Linked DNA regions of Mus musculus: all the other regions are linked to region 1. A link is a loop called in an ENCODE intact Hi-C map of the cell type or tissue named here. Cell type or tissue: heart. All regions are shown on one strand. Each heading gives the region's core, and the rest is flanking DNA. Links, peaks and the distances in the headings are about the cores only.

What was found. Hi-C counts contacts between places; a loop is a spot of excess contacts. Peaks named below come from ENCODE experiments on the same cell type or tissue, not always from the same donor. Only the 100,000 strongest peaks of a DNase experiment are listed, where the experiment ranks them.
Region 2: it touches region 1 in a loop (5-fold over the local background); 34 of 42 quality-filtered maps call a loop at or near these places.
Region 3: it touches region 1 in a loop (3-fold over the local background); 23 of 42 quality-filtered maps call a loop at or near these places.
Region 4: a loop joins it to region 1, with 2.1 times the contacts of the local background. A loop is called at or near these places in 17 of 42 quality-filtered maps.

What each region holds. Positions count from the first base shown.
Region 1 is chr7:128,687,422-128,693,166 of GRCm38, reverse strand. Inpp5f (inositol polyphosphate-5-phosphatase F) reads right to left here. Exons shown (of 20, transcript NM_178641.5): 16 at 2,469-2,540; 17 at 1,342-1,415; 18 at 785-913. It also overlaps the pseudogene Gm16044. Among named protein-coding and RNA genes, the nearest start is that of Mcmbp, 50 kb to the left of the region's middle. In heart, for the core only: no CTCF peak of the experiment used is centred there; DNase peaks (open chromatin) are centred at 2,796 and 4,776; H3K4me3 peaks cover 927 bases.
Region 2 is chr7:128,471,438-128,477,182 of GRCm38, reverse strand. Gm32816 (a long non-coding RNA gene) reads right to left here. Exons shown (of 4, transcript XR_378509.4): 2 at 2,756-2,872; 3 at 2,556-2,628; 4 at 1,608-1,732. Among named protein-coding and RNA genes, the nearest start is that of Gm32816, 13 kb to the right of the region's middle. In heart, for the core only: CTCF peaks have their summits at 2,555 and 2,771 (motif pointing left); a DNase peak (open chromatin) is centred at 2,762; H3K4me3 peaks cover 306 bases.
Region 3 is chr7:128,370,027-128,375,771 of GRCm38, reverse strand. It overlaps Rgs10 (regulator of G-protein signalling 10), which reads left to right. Exons shown (of 5, transcript NM_026418.2): 5 at 1,730-2,147. The coding sequence ends at 1,876. Among named protein-coding and RNA genes, the nearest start is that of Gm39092, 5.9 kb to the right of the region's middle. In heart, for the core only: a CTCF peak has its summit at 3,250 (motif pointing left); no DNase peak of the experiment used is centred there; H3K27me3 peaks cover 556 bases.
Region 4 is chr7:128,354,197-128,359,941 of GRCm38, reverse strand. Gm39092 (a long non-coding RNA gene) reads left to right here. Exons shown (of 3, transcript XR_869958.2): 3 at 498-1,149. Among named protein-coding and RNA genes, the nearest start is that of Gm32707, 5.5 kb to the right of the region's middle. In heart, for the core only: a CTCF peak has its summit at 2,820 (motif pointing left); no DNase peak of the experiment used is centred there.

The DNA of each region.
Region 1 (5,745 bases), core at 247-5,246:
ACTGGAGCTCTGGCTTTTGAGTCTGATTGGTTCCTTCAGGCAGCGTCACTTACATCTTCAGTCTAAGGTTCAAAGTGCTCAGGCAGCAAGCACAGTATAGGAGGCTCAGCTATACCCTTTTGGAAATATTTGGGATGTGAATTAATAATAAACTTTGCTGCGGTCTCTCCAGACTTCTTTGTCAATAAAAACAAACGAGACTCCAGAGCAGAGGTTGGGATGAGGTAAGTAAGGGCATCTTGAAGCGCATAAGGCGCAGCTATTAAGCAATCCCTGGTAACTGGATGCAGGAGCCTGGAGAGCAGCCACTTTCTCCCAGGTTGCTGTGTCTGGAATGACTTTCTTCAACCCCTGTTATATCTGTTTCTTCAGCCTTTGGGAAGGAGTCACTTCCTGGATAAATCTACCCCTGAGTGGTTTGCAGTAAGCCAAGCCTGCTGTATAAGGGCAAACGGCGAGCTGCCGCTGCCACCACCATCTCCATCTTTGGACTTTTCATAGAGCATGTTAGATGATGATTTTTAACAGACAAGATCAAAAGAGCTAATGAACAGCACATAAACATCTTAGAACTCACAGGGACCTGGTAAAGTGGTCGGAACTGCTGCCTCTGGGAGCAGGTGCTGCCTCTGGGAGCAGGTGACACACTTCACAGCCATTCAAATAGGAGTAGAGATCTCGAATCCAAGCTACTCCTGAGCAATCTTTCTAGAAATCAGTTCTACAATGTCCCATGCAGTGGACTTGATTATCTCTGAAAGTGCCATGGTTTGCCCTTCCTTACCTTTGCCATCTTCTTCAGGACTACGTGGCACAGCTCTTAGCGTATGGAAGTAACCGCCTGCTTCTTTACACCTGTAGTGCAGCCGCATGCACGAGAACTTGGGTTTGCCGAAAAGAGTAGGTTCAGGACCTAACACAAATGAGTGTGTTACAAGTTGTTTTTCACATAACACTCTCTGCCTTTACTTCAAATACACATATATCACCAGACTGTGAGCATATTTCTATTCATAATTTAATCAAGATATAAACTTACAGCCATTTATAAAAATGTTTTCATAGTGTGTGAATCTTGACATTTCATGCATGTGTGTGTCCTGACCATAACAAGGCAGCCATGTCTTATGCCCTCTGTTTTATCATGAACATAAGATTTTGAGGCCATAAGAACACTTCTTCGGTTGTAATTGTTTAAACTTTTTGATCACTGGAGTTCTCAAGAGGCACAAGATGAAAGCAACCATACCCATTATTAGTCTCTAAAGAAAAGGGAAGTCTGCCATCACAGATGGCTTAGAGCATCCTCTTTTGTGGGTTAGTTAATGTGCTAGCATTTACCTATTTCTATTCTTTCCAGGTCTTCTAGGCCCAGTCGTTGATACTGGTTTACTTTATCAACTTCGTCATCATAACTAGGGAAAGGCAAGCACAACAAAGGTTAAAAGCAAGGGTTTGGCTCTGGCTACAAAGCTGAGGTAGAATGTTATGAGCTACCACATGCACTTAAAGTCAAATCTTTCCAGCATGCATTCCAGAATGAAGTGAAACATAAAAAGTATATATTAAATAAATAAGAGGGACAGCCCAGCACTCAGGAGGCAGAGGCATGTGGACTCCTGTGAATTCCAGACCAGCTTGGTCTATAGAAGGAGCTCTAGGCCAGCCAAGGCTACATAACAGAGAGACCCTGTCTCGGGGTGGGAGGAGTGTAACATAATTTAACAACTAATAGAGAATTTTACATATAAAGAAAATTACAAAGAAATAATTTCAGTTTTATAAACAAAATATAAACAAGCCTAAAATGAAGGCAATATACATTGGAACGCTTTAGCTAAGGAATGTACAGCGGATGGGTCTGAGATCCCAAATCAATGAAGAAAACTGTCATGACCTGAGCCAAAGGCATATGGAATGACAGGAAAACGGCAGCTTAAACCAAGCTGAAAAAGTAAAGGGGACATTTTACTCAGGAAATGCATTAAGCCTGCATCCTGGACAGCTCATGGAACAAGCGAGCACTCAGCTTTGGAAGTGGCACAGATAATTGCCTTTTTGGAGATGGCGCTAATAAACCACCAAAGTCACATAATTGATCATATGCTTGTAACCAAGGAGACGCTGAAAGTCGCATAATCATATGCTTGTAACCATGGCAACACTGACGTGCACACATGCGCACATACAAGCTGTGCATCTGCAGAGCTGAATCATTCAATGGCAAAAGCTGCAGGGAATTCAGTGTCAAACAATGGGGAAAATACAGTAAGACAAGCCATGATACATGGCCTCTGTGATTAAACAGAGTGCGTGATGCCCAGATTGTGATGAATTCCAAGTAATACTAAGCTAAAACAGTGATAAATAACTCAAAATTTGAAAGATTATTTAAAGGGCTCAATGAAATCTCATATATACATGAAGACAAAAAACAAACTAAAAGCTTTAAATCAATGGCGACTTACTAGGCCACATAGTAGGCAGCGTTAGACAGCAGCAGCAGCACTTCCACATCTCTGTGCGCAGCGTCAGTGAGGCTGTACAGATACGATTCCTGATCAATTATTTTTATCCACATTTTTGCAAGCATATTCCTACTTACAAGAAAAGATTGCCCAGGGGAACAAATGAAAATGAAATGATTGTACTTCTGAAGTTAAATTTAATACAGAAGCAATCTACATCCATTTTGGGGGGAAAAAACTTAAACACCTCTCCCCACTCCCACCATTAGGAGGGAGCCGATGTGAGCCCGAGCGGAAGGGAGGTCTGTTCCAGACATGACCAGAAGGGGGCGCAGTCCTCAAAGGAAAGGGATAATGTAAGAGGGGAAAATGGTGAAAGAGGTGGCTACTGGGAAGAAGAAAGAAAAACGTGACACGCAGAAGGAGAAATCATATGTTACCTCACATTTGCCAGTATTCAAAATAGCATACTAGACGCTGAGTATATTTTTGCACTACTAGAAAACAGCTATTCTGAAATAGTCTTAGATAAACTGTTGTGAACATGAAGGCAAGCCACACTCCATTTTTCTCACTATAGATTTCACTTGGCTTTCAAGGAATGAGTAAGCACTGCCTTATGGCCATTTTGTCGCATTATCCTTCCCTCCCTGCCCCCCCCCATTCATTCATATTCTCTCTCTCTCTCTTTCTCATACACACACACACACACACACACACACACACACCCCACTACCACTACCACCACTGAAACATTTTAGAATGGAATTCAGGTGAATTGTTGAACCATTTTAAACCAAGACTATCAAGACTATAGTAAAATGCACATCTTGAGATGCTTCTAATAAGGAAATGGCCAAGGATTAAAAGATACAAATAATCAACAAGCAGGCATAACCCAAACTCAAATGAAAATTTTAACGTAATTTCTAATCTGGCATGGGTAGCCTTTCCAGCCGAGTCTGTTAAACTGCAGATTCTGATTGCTGATCTTTAGATTCCACCATAAGATTTTTCTGCCACAGGATCTCAAACCCATCTCATCTGCTGGCTCTTACTATTATAAAAGCAGTAGCAAAAGCAAACAAAAAAAAGACCCAGATAGGAAATATCAATTATGGATGGAACTTAAGCCACTGACAAGCGTGCCTGGGAATGAGGTCACTGCCAGACGGCACTGCCGAGGACTGCGGCTTTACCAAAGCCTGTACCTCGGCTTTCCGCATCAGCACCACCTGGTTGCAACCCAAATTCAACAGTTTTTAATCTGAAATGATTTCCTCAGTTTTCACCTACACTCTAGACCTCAATGAATGAACAGACGTACCTAATAAAACATAGACTCATTCTGCCAGCCAGTATCTGAGTAAGAGAAGACCATAAATCCAGAGATCCTGGCAGCATAGCAGAATGATATGGTAAATGGAAGTGAGTTTTACGCATGATACTTACTGCATTCTGAAAACTGCTGCTTGAGCCGAGCCACGCCAAAAATTCCATCACGACACAATTTTTACACACACACCAAAAAACAAAAAAAACAAAAAAAAAAAAAAAAAACCCAAAAAACAAAAAACCCTACAGTGTCACTTCCATCCTGCCTATTCTAGAGTTAGTATTTACATCAGTCAAAAACATTATGTCCTTATCTAAAAGCATTTGGCACAAAACAAGCGGTCGAGTGTTGTCGGCCTTTTTCCCCCTCCCACCCCATTTTTACTGCAGTCTTAGGTGCAGTAAATAATCCCTCCCTGTCCATACCCCCACCCTTTTAAAAAAGAAAAAGCACATTTGGTACGGACAAGAAAAACAAAAAACAACAAAAAAACCCTTATGTATAACCCCACCCACCCCCTGCATTGCAGCTCCTTGCTGCTGCCCTAATCATTTTTGTTTTCCCGCCACTGTGGCAAACCTTCCTTCCATACTATAAAAACAAAAATTGCCAAAACTACATGCAGCCCAACCACGGAGACAATGGTCGCATAAAAAGCGCTGTCTTCCGGGGACATTAACATCAAGCTTTGGAAAAGAAGTAATTTACAGGAAAAATACAGCCCCACTGGCACTTTAACCATAAGTCCTGCAAAAAGAAGGAAAATCTTAAAAGTCATGGCGAGAACGCCATCGGACTTAGGTTCCGCAGCGTTGGCAGCTGGAGCGCGAGGCGCAGGTGGCGGCTGCCGATGGGAGCGCGGCATCCTCTGTCTACACCGCACCTCGCGCCTGCAGAGAATGGCACTGCGGACTCGCCTCCAGTCACGCCCACTTCCGCTGCGGCAGGCTGCCACTGCGCGTGCGCATTGTATCCTGCGCATCCCGCGCCCTCCACGGAGAATAAAGACCCCGGCCGGTGGAGCTGTTGGGTGGGAGGGCTTCTGGCTTGAGCCTTTACCACGGCTTGATGGGCAGAGGGCTGCCAAGCTGTTATCTTTGCCGCGATCCTGATAGTCGCAATACCCTGCGGAGGATAGATGACCGGGGTAGAGTCGGCGTTTCTGCAGGTGCTCTGGGTCCTGATGCAGCTCGCCTAGTTCCTTTCGAACCTAAGCCTCTTTCCAGGCGCTAAAGTCCAGCTGGTCTGTGGCAAATGAGGTGGCTGAGAGCGCAGGCAGGAAGGACACACAGTTGAGGAGGGCTGCTTCTATCCGGTGTCTGCCGGGATGGACCGTGAAGCGCGCTGAACGCTGCGTTGCCGCACTGCGTCCCTACCGCGGCACGGTGCCGCGCTGGACAGTTCCCAATACCGCTTCTGGCCTCCCCAGCGTAAGGCTGTGGTAAACTGCTTCCCAGACAGTGTTACATTACCTTACCGATACTGCAGTGAATGAAGCTAAATCTGTTGCACTGCCGAAATAGTCCTTAGGATAGTGCAATACTGCAGTATTTTTAATAATACAAATACCACAATAGCATAGAGAATAAAACATCAAATGTTTATGTAAAGACACCCACTCCTGTATTTGCACAGTCCTGCCTTTCTCCCCAGTCCCTAGTCCTAGCCGTGGTCTTAAAAAGAAAAAACAACTACCGTTCAAGAACAAAAAGACAAAAAAAGCACTGCCGTTAGGACCACCAGAAAAGCACTTACCGTGCAAGTCTGGAGAGCTTTCACACCGGCACAGTCGTGTATGGACGACGACGGACGGACACGCACGCACGCACGCACACACACACACACACAAATACACACACACACACACACATACACACACACACACACGTGCGCGCGCATACCCCCCAATAATAATAATAATAAATAATAATTGCATTGTTG
Region 2 (5,745 bases), core at 352-5,351, 220 kb after region 1:
TTTCAATTCTCTAACACTAGATAAGAGAGGAAAAAAGGATGAAGAAGAAAGTAAAGAGATCCCTGAATAACCTCAGAGGTTGGAAAGGGGCAACTGTTATTGTTAGACTACTTCCTGCTGATTAGGTGCATCAAATTCCTTGGGGCAATTTTGATCTTCACTGTCAGGAGCTCTAACACTTTTTGTGCACTACTACCTAACAAATGGTGACCAACAACAACCAACAACCCACCTCTTAGTGGCTCTAGCATTATATACCCTCAGAAAAGTCTCCAGAAATCTGAATGTCACACAATCACAGAAACTATCTGCAGCTGGCAAAATCACTCCCTGCCAGAGCAGTAGGCAAATCATAGTCAGCTGCTGTGGACAATCTGAATCAGCCCCATATCTCACATCTAGAATTAAAATGAAAACATATTCCTTTACTATTTCTGTGTTTTTTTAAAGAAACCAAATTTCTCACCACACTACTGACTTCCAAGTTCCTACTGGGATTGCCATTAACTTTTACTTAGAGCATTTAACAGCTTTTCTAACCCAAGTCCCAAAGTCTTCCTGCAAACAACCACATGGTCAGGTCTGGGGGGTGGGGGTGGGGACCTGCCTGACTCTATTCTGAGAGCAGGAGCCATTATGTTATATTGTTAAAAATAAGTTTCTATTTACTGTAGAAGCTGAGCTTCTGTTTTTAAGTCGCTCTGCCCCAGCCTTGACTTGTTTTTGAGAACACCCAAACCCTTCCTAATTGTCGACTACTACCTACCGGCTGTTGAGTTTTAGGTGGTTGGTTGGTTTGAGATCTTTTTGTACTTTTTTACTGTTCCATTGTCTCTGCTTTGCATTTTGATCCTTAAAGGGGGCCGCTCAAGGCTGCTTGCTCTCTAGCCTAGCTTAGGAGACAGTCACTGGCCAGCTCTCAGGAACACCCCAATAAAAATCAAGCTTGCTTCACATTTGGCTCAAAAATTGTAGTGGTCTTATTCTATCCGGTGAGATGAGCAGTCTTCCACGGCAATAGCCCAGCTCCTGGTAACAACTTCTGTATTAGTTACTTTTACTATTGCTGTGATAAGACACAATGACTAAGGTAGGTTATCCAAAAAAAAAAAAAAAAAAAAAATCAATTGATTGGGTTTAAGTTTCCAGAGCCCGGGATGGTGAGGGAAAAGCATGGTGTAGCAGCAGATGAGGTCTCACATCTTCAACAGCACGAGAGATGGAGGAAGGGAAGGAGGGAGAGGGAGGGAGGGAGAGAGGGAGAGAGAGAGAGAGAGAGAGAGAGAGAGAGAGAGAGAGAGAACTGGGGGTGTTGGGAAGCTTTTGATTCCTCAAAGCCCAGGACACATCTCCTCCTCTGAGACCTCAAGTCCCTTCCCAAATAGTTTTGTTTCCTGGAGACCAAGTATTCGAACATACATGCCTCCGGAGCTCATTCCCATTCAAACCACACTAGGCAAACGATGTACTAACTGAGATGGAGCCTGAACTCATGATCCTCCTGCCTCAGCCTGCCACGGATTGGTGTGCTGGCCTTTGTTACCACACCCAGCTTTGTCTTTGTGGCTTTTTTTTTATTGCTGGGAATAGCACCAAGACCAAGGCAGTTTATAGAAGGAAGGATTTATTTGGGCTTAGGTTCCAAAGAGATAAGAGTCCATCGCGTCATGGTGGGGAGCATGGCAGCAGGCAGCATGGTGCTGGAGCAACAGTCGAGAGCTTACATTTCAACCTACAAACAGGAAGTAGAGAGAGCTGACTTGAAATGGCACAAGCCTTTTGAAACTTCAAAGTCTACCCCATTGACATACTTCCTCTAGCATGGCCATACTTCCTAAGCCTTCCCATACAGCCACTAATGGAATGCAAATATTTAAACTACAGGGGCCATTCTCGTTCAAATCACCACAGTCTTTAACAGGAGTTACAATGACATCTGTGTTTCTTTTGAGACAGATTCTCACTCTATAGTCCAGGCTGGCTCTGAAACCACCATATATATTCCCAGACTGGTCTTGAATTCATGTTCCCTTTTAGTGGAATTTTGCTAGGCATATCAGAAATGGCCATACACTTCCTTTGGCCTATTAGCATTCCCTAGACCTTGATCTAAAATAAGCATCAATATAAAGGTGGCCAGAGAAGACAAAAGATGGTCAAAGGATTGTTCATTGTTTTTTTCCAAACCCTGATGCAGAGAAAGTGGGTTACACTGGCAGACTATGAAACCTGGTAGGGTAACAAGAACTACTGTTTATCTCCCATGTTGACTTGAGTCTCTGATTTTTGCTTCAGTTGGGGAGGAAGGTCCCTTTTCCCTCACCCATCACATCAGGGAGAATATTGCCAAAGGACAAGAATGAGGCAGCTCCTTAGAGCCAAGTACAGGGCCAGGACGAAGGACTTAGGGAGACAAGGTGGTCCAGGGAAGGGACAGACTTGCTCTCCAGTATTCCTGCCAGGGGATGGAGAACTAAGGAAGGCAGCCATGCTGATATTTCAGATCTCCTTTACTTGGGAGCCTCTATGGGCCACTGCAGAGAACTGCCGCTTACCTTGGCAAGGGATCGGATGCCGTACAGAGTTATCCGGCGAAGGACCTTGGATTCTTTAAGGCAAAGCCAGGCTCTTGTATTAAAAATTAACACCGTTAATTTGGAGCTTAGTCAATGCTTTCTTCTTTTCCCTTCCTCCCAAGGATACTTCCATCTCCCAGGATGACCCGCCTGTCCACCAGGACATGGCCTTGGCTTACCCCCGGGTAGTGCAGAGTGGCTCCTTAGAAAGAGAGCTCCCCCTGCTGGGCCATGAGTGGGAACCTTCCGGATAGTGGTCATTCTTCCAGTGACATCAACCGCAATCGCCATCATAACTAGGTAGAATAATGAATAGTTGATTACTAGTGTTGAAGTGGTAAAGACTCATGAGTTAGCTGAAGCTCGTAGGAAGTTGTGACCTTTGGTATACTTCTTAAGCTCCCCGTTTTCTCATCTTTATAGTGAGGAGACAGAAATTACATGCTAACAGAGAACCTATGGGGGGAAGTTTTAAAGATATGTTGGAAAAATAGGAAAGTCACATGGGCCTTTGGAGACTACAGAGGATAATTGAATGAAGTATCTTCCACCTTCTTAGTTGAGGGGAGTGACATCAGAATTGTTACTGTCATCAGCTGCTGCATAACAACCATCCCACAATCTCTTTTGTTTTTCTTTTCTTTCCTTTTTTTCTTTTCCTTCCTTCCTTCTTTCCTTCCCTTCTTCTTCCTCTCCTCCTTCTCCTCCTCCTTCTCCTGCTCCTCCTCTTCCTTCTCCTCCTCCTTCTCTTCCTCCTTCTTCTCCTTCTTCTCTTTCTCCTTCGCCGCCTCCTTCCTCTACTTCTTTCTTCTTTTCTTTCTTTTCTTCTTCTCTTTCCTTTCTTCTTCCCCTTCTCCTCCCCCTTCCCCTCTTCCCCTTCCTCTTATTCCTCCTTCTCTTCCTCCTCCTCCTTCTTTCTTCTTTTTGACAGAGCTTCACTGTATGCATGGCTCTTGTTGGCTTGGAACTCATGGTGTAGACCAGTCTGACCTTGAATTTATAGATTCCCCTGCCTTTTGACTCTCAAGTTCCGGAATTAAGGATGTGCTCAATAACACCTGGCCTATTTTAATAATTATTATTTTTAATTTTGTGTATTTGTGTGTGTGTGTGTATGTGTGGTGAGGTATATGCACTTGAGACAGGGTCTAGGGACACTGGCTACCCTGGAGCTGGAGTTACCCACCAGACATGGGTGCTAGAAACCAAGAATGGGTCCTTTGTAAGAGTGCTATGTGCACCTAATATGCCCAGTACTTTGGAATGCAGAGGCAGGCAGATAAGTTCTAGGCCAGCCTGATCTACAAATTGAGTTTCAGGACAACAAGGGCTGTTAGAGTTAAGCCTATCTTGAAAAAAACTCCAACAAACAAACAAACAAACAAACAAACAAACAAACAAGAGTAGTACGTAGCCGGGCATGGTGGCACACGCCTTTAATCCCAGCACTTGGGAGGCAGAGGTAGAGGCAGGCAGATTTCTGAGTTCGAGGCCAACCTGGTCTATAGAGTGAGTTCCAGGACAGCCCGGGCTATACAGAGAAACCCTGTCTTGAAAAAAACAAACAACAAAAAAAGAGTAGTACGTACTCTTAACTTTTGAACTATCTGTCAAGGTCCCAATTTCATTTATTCTTTTAAGATTTATTTTTATTTGTGTGAGACTTTTGTCTCTGTGTATATATATGCGCCATATGCATGCTTGGTACCATCACAGGCCAGAAGTAGGCTTCAGATTCCTTGAAAAGGAGTTACAGACAGTTATGAGTGCCCTGTGGATATTAGGAACTAAATCTAGTCCTCCATAAGAATAGCAAGTATTCTTAACCTCAAACCATCTCTTCAGTTCAACCTAATTCTTGTTTGTTTGTTTGTTTTTTCGAGACAGGGTTTCTCTGTATAGCCCCGGCTGTCCTGGAACTCACTTTGTAGACCAGGCTGGCCTCGAACTCAGAAATCCACCTGCCTCTGCCTCCAGAGTGCTGGGGTTAAAGGCATGAGCCACCACTGTGAGTATTTATTTGATTTTTTAAAACAGGTTTTCCCTCTGTAGCCCCTGGCTGACATGGAGTGGTCTTCCCTGGAACTTAGAGATCCTATTGCCTCTGCCTCCTGAGTTTTGGGATTAAAGGCATGAGCCATTTTACTTGTCCCCTGTTTTATTTTTAGAGAAGAACCAAGCATAGATTTATTAAGGGAAAGTGAGGAAAATTTCCAAACATGGGAAGGGTTCTAAGGTAAAAAAGACCTGAATGTGTGTTTACTCCTTGTAGTTCTCTGAATATCCCAGGTTTTTCCCCTATGGATAAGGTGTTTTGCTTACATCTATACCTGTGCAATACTTGAGCACTTAGTGCTCACAGAGGCCAGGAGAGAACATTGAATCCTCTGGAACAGGAGTTACAGACAGTTGTGAGCTGCCATTTGAGTGCTGGGAATTGAACCCAGGTCCTCTGGAAGAGCAGCCAATTCTCTTAACTACAGAGTCATCTCTCTAGCTCTATCTTATTAATCCTCTCTATAATGTGTGTTTGAAAAGAATTTTGTTTTTTCACTCTTTCACAGGGTATCCAACATGCAACCTGCCAGATTATTAGACTAAACATATACTTTTAATGACGTTAAGATATAACATTATCAGCCAGGTATGGTGGTGCACGCCTTTAATCCCAGCACTCGGGAGTCAGAGGCAGGTGGATTTCTGAGTTCGAGGCCAGCCTGGTCTACAAAGTGAGTTCCAGGACAGCCAGGGCTATAGAGAAACCCTGTCTCGAAAAAAAAAAAAAAAAAATATATATATATATATATATCATTATAATTTGCAAAGTCTATGCTCTAGAACTGCAAGGCTATGTTACAAATAAATTGATAAATAATATATCATACACACGTGTCATATAATGATGTATCCGCAGGTGTAATAATATCATAACTGTTATGGTAGTAACCCATCATTTTCTGCTTGCTTTGAGGCCTACATCACAGGAAGGAATTCGCTCCTGGAACTCTACACCTGGTTAAATATCCATGGTTGGCAGACTGTAGGCCACAGAGGGCAACCTACTACTGTTTTGTTAAATGGACATGTAGTCAAGCTATCTTCTAAATATTTATGCTTACAAACATATATTAGTGCTGCTCTCAGCCTTGATCAGATATATATCCCCCGC
Region 3 (5,745 bases), core at 379-5,378, 320 kb after region 1:
AAAATAGGTAACTTCCCCAGAGCTTGGGTGAGACAGGACTGTCTCTAGGGGCCTGGTGGGCACAGGGGAATGGCTCCGATTGAACAGTCTATGCGCAGCCCGATGCGCCAGATGTTTCCTGGGCCCTCTTGGGAGCATGGAGGCGAAGGAAAGTAGCTTCTATTCTTTCTGGAGGAACCTCCCATCTCCTGAGCAGACATCCCAAGGCCCCAGCTCATGTGTGTGTTGGGAGAAAGCATGTTTAAAAGATGTCAAGATTTTACCACCTACGTGACAACCCTGCCTGACAGTGAGTGGCATCTTGGAGTTTTTCACTCAGCAAGCCATGAGCTGTGCTGCACTGGAAGGCACCCTGGTGTGCCTTGTGGCCCTTTAATATGAAGGAAAGACAGACAGAGACAGAGATGGTGACATAGAGAGAGACTTGACTATGTCTTGAAAAGACGATTCTATACATCAGGAGGAAATGTGCCCTTCCTTCCTTCCTTCCTTCCTTCCTTCCTTCCTTCCTTCCTTCCTTCCTTCCTTCTCCATGTTGTAGGGTGAGGAAGCAGGCAGGAGTGGATCTGGGATCCAGGGGATGTGGCCCAAAGACAGGAGGCTTCTGTGTGAGACAGTCCTTGGAGTATGTGCCAGCAGGTGCAGCTCTCTCTAGTCCCAAGGGCTCCATCGGGTCCCATTCAGCCCCGATGTACCTCAGAATCACTGCTTTCTAGAGATCTCAACCTGTCTGACGGTGCAGGGGTCTCTGCTGCTGACTTCCATTCTCTGTAGCTGAGACCTGGTCCCGCGGCTTCTAACAGAGACTGCGTGTATCCCTCCCTTGCATTAGACACACCCCCTTTTGTCTCTTGGCCTGGTAACAGGTTTGAGGTCTCCAATACCAAATTTACTGGGTTTATTTATTTATTCTCAAGACAAGGTTCCTCTCTGTAGTCCTGGCTGCCCCAGAATTTGCTCTGTAGACCAGGCTGGCCTCTATCTCACTAGATTTGTCTGACTAGGTCTAAATAATAGGTTTTTAAAAGATTTCTTTTTTGAGACAAGGTCTCATGTAACTCAGGCTGGACTCACACTCACTATGTAGCTGAGGCTGAACTCCTGAGTGCTGGAATTACTGGCAAGTGCCACAATACCCAGCCAGAGAAGGTTCTTTAAGGGCTGTTTGAGGCAAAAGTATGACTCAGGTATGTGGGCATCTATTTCTGTGGGAAAAAAGGGATGTATTTGTACATATGATTCTCTAATCTATAACGTCCATTGAGATGATGTACGTAATGATCAATAACGTACAGGAAGTCTGCCTTGCCCAGTACAGCCCTACGCCAAGTGTTGTTCTTGTTCTTCTCTTTATTGTTATCATCTGTGTGTGCACACATGATGTGTCTGTCATTGTGGGCAGGTGCATGCCGTGGCATGTGGGCGGAAGGTGGAGGGCAACTTTTGGAAGTCAGTGCTCTCTCTTTCTACTGCGGGTTCTGGGGATCCAACTCATGTCATCAGGCTTGTGTAGCAAGTGTTTTTACTTGCTGAGCCGTCTCTTGGGTCCTACACTAGCATGGACTAGTGTGTGTGCGCGTGCGCCTGTGTATGTGTGTGTGCATGCATGTGCATGTGTGTGCATGCATGTGTGTGCGTGTGTTATTCTTTGGCTCATGGTAGGTATTTGACAGGGTGATTTATGGTCTGTGTTGGTGTCGACCATCAGACTCTTCTCTTTCCTCTTTAGATCTTCAATCTCATGAAGTATGACAGCTACAGCCGCTTCTTGAAGTCTGACTTGTTTCTGAAACCCAAGCGAACTGAGGAAGAGGAAGAAGAGCCCCCGGATGCTCAGACCGCAGCTAAGCGAGCCTCCAGAATTTACAACACATAAGCTGAGCCCTTCACCCCAGCGAAGGAGAGGGATGGACTCTTAGGACTGTACAGGCTGTCATTTCTTTGTTGTGTTTGAGGACTGGAGTGTGCTAGACCTTCCCTCTGGATATGTGTATTTTATTAACTGAACAGCAACCTCTGCATGATGCTAATCTTCCATTAAAAACAAAAGTAGCTTTAAAGTGTCAGTTCACAAAAACACATGAGATTCTGCCAATACTGGACACTCAGCCTTTCAATCCTGATTAAAGTGTTCGTGAAGCTACAAGTGAACCCTTTAGTCATTTCTACTTTGTAAGCCTTTATCCTGCCCTTCCTGCCTGGGCTGTGTCTGTCCACAGACCCTCTTGGCTAATGATCCAAAGCACAAGTTGGTCTGACAATCACAGGGGTAGCGGGCATTGTTTGTGGTTTATTTGGGGGTTAAATAGTTCTCGAGAGAAGTTCAGTACTGGCCAAAGCAAACCTCTGGCAGCGGCTAATGATCTAGGGGGTTGAATGACCACGTTAGCAAAAGGCTGTTATTTCTCACGTGGGCATCCTGGGCCCTTAATCTGTGACATTTCAGGCCACACACATTTAAACATCATCTCTACAGAAACACTGTCCCAGCCAGGGAGAGATCAAAAGAGAAATTGTTCAGGGATGATGGCTGTTCCAGGTGGTGTCCTCTGGGACCTCAGCACAAGATGTGTGCTGAAGTTGACGTTGATGGGATGGTCACCCTTCCCTTCATCCACCTGCACGTCCTTCTCCAGCTTTCTCCATTTGAGGAACCCGCTGAGAACGACCAGTGGGTTCCAGCCACCCTAGACCACCCACTCTTCTTTTACAGTGGATCCTATTAAGATCCCAGATCAGGCTCAGCTCTCTAGTGTCCACACCACTGGCAGGGCTTAACACTACTGCTAGACTGTCCCCAGCATGCTTGTTAGCTCTCATTTGTACCACAAAACCACCAGTCTTCCTTGCTTATTGGCCTCTTGACTCAGGCTCTGTCATCTGCAACATCTCCTGCCAGTTGAGGTAACAATATGGCTTATCACTTAAACCAGGACACTTGAGAGACAAGGTGAGGTACATTTTAAAATTATAATGGTCAGGCATGTCGTCAGCCCGGCTCTTGGGAGGCAAAGGTCGGTGGATCTTGGTGAGTTCAAGGCCAGCCTGGTCTACATATAAAGTTCAGGCTAGCCAGGGATACATATTGAGAACCTGTTTCACAAAGTAATCAGAAGAGATAGTTCAGTGGTTTAAAACATTTGCTGCTTTTCCAAAGGACCTGGGTTCCATTCACAACATCCATAATGTAGCTCACAACTGTTTATAATTCCGGTTGCAAGGGATCTAATGCCCTCTTCTGGCCTCTGTGGGAACTGCAGGCGCATGGAGCACATGATATCAAAGTAGGCAAAACACTCATACGTATAAAATAAAAATAAATCTCTAAAAATAAAAGATAAATATTCAAATAATACAAAAACCCAAAGGAAATAAACATTCAAATAATATACAAATAATAGATATGAAAACCTGCAAAACTCCAAAGGAATTATGGTGGCCCAATGTCTCTGGTAAGCCATTAACAGTATGCCTTGATTAAGACCCTCTGGTACCTCTTGTGTACCCTGTCTGGACTCCATAGTCTGTTGGTCCGTTGGATGCTTCCTCTCCTTTCCTCTTGGTCCTGGAGGAGGAATGGCCTTTGGGGAGCTATTCCCTGGTGAGGATGGAGAAGCCACTGAACATCTGCTGGTAACCACAAGCCCAGGCCGTTACACATCCCTCAGGCACATGCCTCCTGTGGGTGTCTCTCTCCCCATCTCAGGAACCTGGGACTGAGGGGAGATACTGAGAGTGACACCTGAGGGCCCTGCTACCAGAGCCATCTGGTTACCATAAGCGGAGGAGACCAGTACATCATAAAATGCGAAAGCTAACGATGCGGTCTGGCCAAGGACGTGCAGGTGGACCCTCTGTGTCACCGAGGGTGCAGGCCAGCATGGTTCAGAAAGCCCACCATAGGCAGAGACCAGAGCAGCTGGAGGTCTCACACTGACCTTTCTCCTTGCACCACTGGGTTCAGAGGCTATTTTAGAAGACACTAACGGGAGTAAGAGGCATATAACTATATAAGGGAGCCAGCAGGTGTCCGTATGAAGAAAAAGAAAAAGCACCTTCCCTCGTGTCCTCTCTCCTCACTTCCAGACTACCAGAATTTACAGCAAAACTGGGTACACACAGAACTTTGTACCTGATGAAGCAGCTGCAATGAGACTGAAAGGTAGGGGATCCATGCAGCCAAATAGATGCTTCTATCTAACCCCCCACTTTTATTTTTATGTTTGTCTGTTCAGTCCATTCCTCCTCACACCGCCACCCACCCTTCATCTATCCATCCAACATCCATCCACTCACCCACTCATCATTCCTCCATTTACTCATCCAACATCTATCTATTCATCCATCCATCCATCCGTCCATCCATCCATCCGTCCATCCACTCACTAGTATTTAAACTAGGTCAGCAGTGTGCTGGGGATCATTAGATGCTAATATTGAAGGGGACAGGTGATAAACAAATGTGACAATTCACACCGCTTTGAAATCTATAGATGTAGTTCTTCTTATTATTAAGATCTAGCGCGGCCAACAAGCCAGAAGACAGTTACTATTGGAGAGATTTGGTTGCTCACAGTTCCTAAGAGGAGGGTGTACAGTCAAGGCTGCACCAGGGTGCCATCAAGAGGCAGGACAAGGAGGGTTGGGGAAGGAGCCTTTGTCGTCATTCCTTGGGTAGGACAAGCAAGGCCAGGATGTTTGGGATTGGCCAATCTGCATATTTTCACTAGGATCCTGGATATGATTGTCCCCAGTTATCTTGTACCTGGCCATGAGGCGATGAGGGTGGGTGGCCAGTAGCCCAGCATGAGAGAGCACGACACAGGTGGTTTAGTGTAGTTGGTAGGCACCAACATGGTTGGTTTGTGTATGAAGGATGCAGTCCAGTAGCTTATGGCCTAGAAACTGGCCAGCTCTGGGAGGAGCAGCCTCAGGTCATCAAGGTCGCAGATATCACAGCAGCAGAATCAAAAGACATGCTTAGTACAACGGTCTCCAGAGACCTCTGCACTCAGCCTGCAGGCCATGGGTCCATCTTGCTGTCTTTGCCTGGGCATCTGTTTAAACTCTTGCTACGCTGATGCCGCAGGCAGGGAACGGCATCATCTCTTGTGGCTCTCAGGCTCTCTCTATTCCCTGCTGCGTTGTCTCAGGCCACTCACAAGTGCCTGTCACCTGCTTGTTCCCAGTGTACACCCCCATTTCCATTTCCCACCTGTAGAGAGCACCATCGGGGAACATTTTCCTCTTCCTTTATGGTCACTCAGCCTGGCTTTCTGAGAGCAAGCCATGGTGATTCCCTCCCTGAGGCTTCTATACTGTCTTCTCTTTAGTGTTAAAATTGTGTGTGTGCGTGTGTGTGTGTGCGCGTGTGAGAGAGAGAGAGAGAGAGAGAGAGAGAGAGAGAGAGAGAGCACATGATAGCACATATATGTAGATCAGAGGACAGCTTGCAAACGGTGGTTCCTGCCTCTCACCATATGAGACCCAGGAATTGAGCTCAGGTGTTGTCAGGCTTGCAGGAAGCGCCCTTACCTGTGGAGCGATCTCCCGCTCCTGCTGTGGCTTTCCCACTGTAGACTCCTTTCTATTGGTGACCCGAACCACTGGAGCTTCCTTCTCTTAGCCTCCTCCCCAAAGAGATTTGGGGTGAGAACACCAAGTGGAATGGCAAATCCTTACAAATACATGCTTGTAAGGGGCAGAACCTGGGGGTGAAGCCACGCCTGTCTTCTGACCCAGCTT
Region 4 (5,745 bases), core at 436-5,435, 330 kb after region 1:
TCATAACTGCCAGCAACTCCAGCCCCAATGGATCTGACACCCTCTACTGGGCTTGGTGGCACCTGCATGCCCATGTGTGTGCGTGCATGCACAGACATGCACTAGCATAGGAGTACGTGGCACACACACACACACAGAGCCACATAAATATAAATAAAAGATTTTTTTTTTTTAAAGGCAGCAGGAGATGTCAGGGCGCCTGCCTAAGTGAGGGTTATGGTGAAACTGCTAATGAAGTTCCAGAACTTGGTATTTAGCTTTTCTCAGGGAGGCAGGGAGTAGAATATATCAGACTATGCTTGTTCAGTGTCAGGGCTAGACTGGTCCCCGGTCCTGGGTTTTCTGCCGGTTACTCAATTTGCTGGGCTACACAGAAGTGGATGCGCAGTGCTGTGAAGTGTGAGCAGGAGCACTGTCTCGTTCAGCTGACTTGCCACTTGAGTGGTGGACTGCCCTCCCTGTAAGTTACAAATATTCCCACTTCTGTCTCCTTTCAGACCTACTGCAAGCCCAGAGACCAACACACAGGGGTCTGTAGGCCACTGACTGGACGGGAAAGAAGCCAGAATGGAGAAGCTGCTGAAGGAACCACAAGTGTCCGTGTTTCCTTTTTCTGACCTGGAGGCTGGTGCTCCTCCCATCATTCCCTGCTTCAGTGCTGGGGACACCGGGCTTCCTCTTCTAGCATGTGGTTTGGTGTCACCATCCCTAGGGAAACTCTCGGTGACTTTGGAACTCAGGCTGAATGTCAGTCTGGTTCGTTTCCATGCTTTTATTTGCTCGTTGCTGTTTTCAAAGCCCCTTGGATTGTTTGTGAGTCTGAGTGATGGCACATCTGCCACAGTGTAGTGTGGGTGGCAGCATCCTGCTCTCTAGTCTGTGTACAAAGAAATGCTGCTGCTAACTACACCTGTCCAGTCTGTCTGCCTCAGCATGGTCGCTGCTGATGGCGTTCCAAGCGCAGACGTGAGGGAGGAGGGTGAGGCAGCCAAGGCTTTATTCTCTCTGTGGTGTGAGCACCGAGCTGAGGAAGGGTGCTGTTGTGAAGTTCTGCTCTCAACTTTGGTTCTGTTGGAGGAAGGGAAGACCCGAGGACGGGTGTGCCATGGAAGCAAGCGGTGGGGCAGAAGACAGAGGGAGTCGCAACCAGGAAACAAAGCCTTCTGTGGTTTAACTTGCAGCCAGTTTGAAGGATGGATTTGGAAAAGTTAGAGGTGCAGTTCTGGAGTGTTTGGGGTCCAGATGCAAAAGAGAAAAAAAAATCTAACTAACTTGGAAGCTCATCGGAAAGAGATCAGCTCAAAGATGACCCTCTCTAACAAGAACTCCTGCCTCGGCCCGAGGAAGTCAGAGCTATGGGCCAGGAGGAAGGAAGGAGACAGAACCAAATGCTCTTTTTGAGACAGTCTTGTAGGGAACTCAGCAAACGCTTTCCTCGTGTCCCAGACTCCTTTGCGGAATCAGGGTAGGAAATAAGCAGGCTTTCTTTGGGTGACCTTCTGAAATGGAAGGAAAGGACGTTTTACAGTGTTGCTTTTTCTCAAGTTCAGGTTGTGGAAACCATAGCTTCTTAAAAGGTCAAGTCAGTTTGCTGGACCTTTTTCTCATTGGTATTGAGAAGAGATCGCAAGATGCTGTTGGCTGGTCAAAGCTTACTTTAAGTGTCTCAAGCTCTGGGGGGTGGGGGTGGTTCCAGGGTGGGCTATCTCACTATTCTTTTTGAACAGAAGCTGAGGGACAGATGTCATGTGACACACATCTCCACACCTCAGCAGAGACCTGACACTCGATTCTGCACCCCCCTCCGCTGTGCCTCTCTATCTGTGTAGACTTCAATCTTATATACACTTTGTTCAAGGTTCCCTGGATCACCAATTCAGTGTGTTTGTTCCTAAAGTTGGCTGTTGCTGGCAGTCTGCAACCCTCCATGTTCTCCTGCTGTGCTTAGCTATTTGTGTACTGTCCAGTGGCTGTCCTTTCTGCTGGGTCTGTTGTGTCTGGTAGAAGAGTTTTAATCTATAACGGATGTCAAAGCCTCTATAGGGAGGGGTGTGTGCTGCAGAGCGAAAGGATGGGTATGGGAGCAGACGGTTTGATTGGAGGATTTTTTTTTCACTGTCTCATGTAGCCTAGGCTGGCCTCAAGCTCACTTGGTAGCAAGCCTGCCTTTGCACTCAGCCCAGCAGAAGTCTGAACATTTCTATAATGAGAAGAATCTCCTGTGTACCCCATCCTCATATCCCTAAATACTGCATCCCCCTTATACACTCACGCTCTGCACAGGAGCTTTGCACCAAACAGTGTGAGCAGAAAGCCTGACTTCCATCCTTAGATCCTCCGGGCCAGAAGGAAGGCATGCGGGAGGCAGGGTGGGGCTGGTTGCTGTTAGAAGCATATGCTAATGCCGTGCAGTGTGTCTTGGAAGCAAATCCATGAAATGGACTGACGGAGTTAGCAGAGCTGTGGCAATGGAGTTCTAGATTGCATCACTAGAGGTTTCTGTGGCTTGAGCTCTGTGCCCCCAGACTGCCTTCCCAGGCCTCTCTAAAGCCTGGGGCTTGACATGTGCCAAGGAATGGATGTCTTTTCAGAGAGAAAAATGTCTGGGTGAAGGGGGGGGGGCTCTGAAGGGAAATATATCAGGAGAGGAAGACACACTGCAAGTACCCCAGGGAGACAGAGACACAGTCAGCGCTGGGGAAGAAAAAGGCGCAAGCAAGAGCTAAGGAGAGAGATGCTGAGGACCAGTTCCTCTAGCTGTCTCTCTGGGTGTGTTCTTCCCAGACTAGCCTGGGGAGGCAGGGATGATGCCCTCTAGGGGAAGTCTGGAGTATGAACTCCTCTTCCAATCAGGAAAAAGGGAGAGACTCCCTGCCTCTCCTATGTCTTCCCCAGAGGCCACTAGCAGTGTGGGTTTAGAGGTCTAGGGCTGCTAGTCACTTCTGGTTCAGTTATCTGTACCCCTCACAGGAAACACACTTCCCGGTGCATTCCTGGAGGAAGCAAGTGACTGGCTGAGGGTGACCTTGCATCCCCTTCACAGGACAAGGGGTCCTTGCTCTCTCCGAGTCTCCTCCACATCTAGGTGCACAGCAAGGGTCTTCTTTGGGCTCAGGACCATGGCCCCAGGGAGAACCTGGGAGCCTCCCTTGGTGAGCTGAAGGGCCTCATGTCTGTATCAATGCTGCCTCTGCCTAGGGCGCTTACCACACATGCATAAGGCTCCACACTTCTCACACCAGAATAAGGGACAGCAGCCATGAGAGCAACTGGGCAGGTGAGAACCCAGACTCAGGGAGATTAGGAAACCTGTTCAAAGTCACACAAAGGTAAGTGAGGAAGACACAAACAGAGCTTAATGCTGTGTAACAAATGTTAAAGCTGTTATGGATGAAGAGATTTGGATTTTAGGCAATGATCTTGGTCTGCTTTGTGTTGCTATGACAAAAAAAAAAAGAAGCCAAAAGCTAGGTAAATTATAAAGAAAAGCTTATTGTAGGGATGTTTTAGAGGAAGAAAGTCCAAGCCACATCTGGTGAGGGCCTCGAGCTATGTCAAGTCATGGTGGAAGACATGGCTGAAGCAAGATGCTGAGCCCAGAAAGCTCAGCTTCCATTACAGTAGCTGTTCTGAAGGTGGCAGTCCAGCCCACCTAACCCATGCTTTTGCTAGGCTTATTTTAACGACCCGCCCGGTACAAGTGCATGTGTGCATGTGTGTATGTGTGTGCGTGTGTGCATGTGCGGGTGTGTGTGTGCACGTGTGAGTTGTTGGGGGAGGGCACAGGCACATGCCACAAACCACATGTAGAGATCATAGGACAACCCCAGGTTTCTGACATTACCTTGTTTGAGACAGGGTCTCTTATTGTTTGCCACTGCACACATACACATGGGTAGTTACCCATGAGCACCGGGGATTCACCCGTCCCTGCCTCCCATCTCCCCATAGAAGCCCTGGGATTACAGATAAGTACTTTTGTGTCTGACTTTTATGTGGACTCTGGGAAGCCCAACTCAGCTCACTAGGATTTGGTAGCATTTTTACCCACGGGACCATTGTGCCAGCCCCTAACTTACATCACAGAGAGGCATTAGTTCCTTCCAAGCATGGTGCCCAGGAATTTAATATCCTGTCACTAGGTCTGACCTCTTAAAGGCTCCACCACACCTCAGTACCATTACTCTTGGGACTAAGCCTCTAGCACATGAACCCTGAAGTGACAAACCATATCTAGAAGGACAGGAACATTAACAGCGTGCCCCAGTTCGTGCAGCCAGTGGGTTGCAGAGCCTGTTGATACACCACCTGCTTTGGCTCAAAGGCCCATCCTGAAAAACCGCACCAAGCCCCCGATGTTTCTTTTCCAAGAGTGGGCCATGCAGGCTCTTCGTGTTTGCCTTGGTTTGCTGGACAGTGACAGGGGTTCTGTCATTTTAGTGACAACCTACAGATCCCAAGGGGAAATAAACAAGGGAAACACAATGACTTATGGGACAAAATATTGAGCTTATAAAGTGTAATCTTTTCTCATTTAAAGGAATATTGTTTTAGCTTCCTATGGCTACTCTAACATCTGCCATAAATTTTGTGGCTTAAACTAACACTTATTCCGTCTCTTGTGGGAATGAGGGTCAGATGCCTAAAGTGTGTCAGAAGAGCTGGACCAGGAGGTGGCAAGTAATTGAGACCTGTAGTACTTTTTGATTTATAATGTATCACACTGATCAGACACTTAAAAATAATGATTATTAAGCTTACTTTTAGGAGTCCCTACAGCCCCCACACCCATCTTTCTGGCTTGCAGAGAGCAGCAGGGAATATGGGGGAGGCAGGACTCTTCTGAAACCTTAAGCTAAAACCAACTACTCTGTAAGTTGCTTCTGGTCAGGGTGTTTTATCACAACACAGAAGCAAACTAGAACCCCCCCCCCCCCCACCCAGGTTCATGAGTTGAGTGCTTGGTCTTCAGCTTAAAGGGGTCCTGGGAACTTTGAGAAATGGGGCCTGGTTGGAGGAAATGGGTCACTAGGAGTGTGCCTCTAAAAGTCGCATCTTGTCCTTTGCCCTCGGCCCCTTCCTATCTTCTGCTGCTTCCTAGCTGCCATGATGTTGGCAGCCTTCTCTGCCATAGATGCCCCCCCCCCCCATTGTCTTTTCCTCACCTCAGGCCCAAAGCAATGGATCAAGCCAGCCACGGATTCTTTTGAAACTAGGAGCCAAAATAAATCTCCCGTTACATCAGGTATCTTGCCACAGCAGTGAGCCACTAGCATAGCTTCTAGGAGATGGGTTGGCAGCCCTCTGACATGACCTTGAGGCAGATTTTTACTCTTGTAGAAGCCCTCGCTTCCCTGAGCATTCTCACTCTCAGACAGAACCCACCTTGTGTGTGTTAGGCTCTTCCATCTACTCAGTCCATGCCCCCACTGGGGTTCGAGTAGGATGGAGGAACAGCGCTGTGATTGGCAGCAGGGGCAGAGACTGAAAGAGCTACGTGGTCATGTGAAGTCAGGAGCTGTTCAGGCAGGAGGCAGCCATGACTCAGAGTCTGTAGTTCAGAGGTGAGATGTTCTTGTGAGGTCCAGGGCAAGGCAGGCAGGCAAGGAGAAGCTGGAGTTCAGGAAGAGACACTGCCAAGGCACGAAAGTGGTGGAGGGAGATGTGGGCCTCCTGTTGCTCGTGTACAGGAGGCAACAGTGCAATATCAGTGCCACTTATCCTAAACAGACAGATGGTACAGGG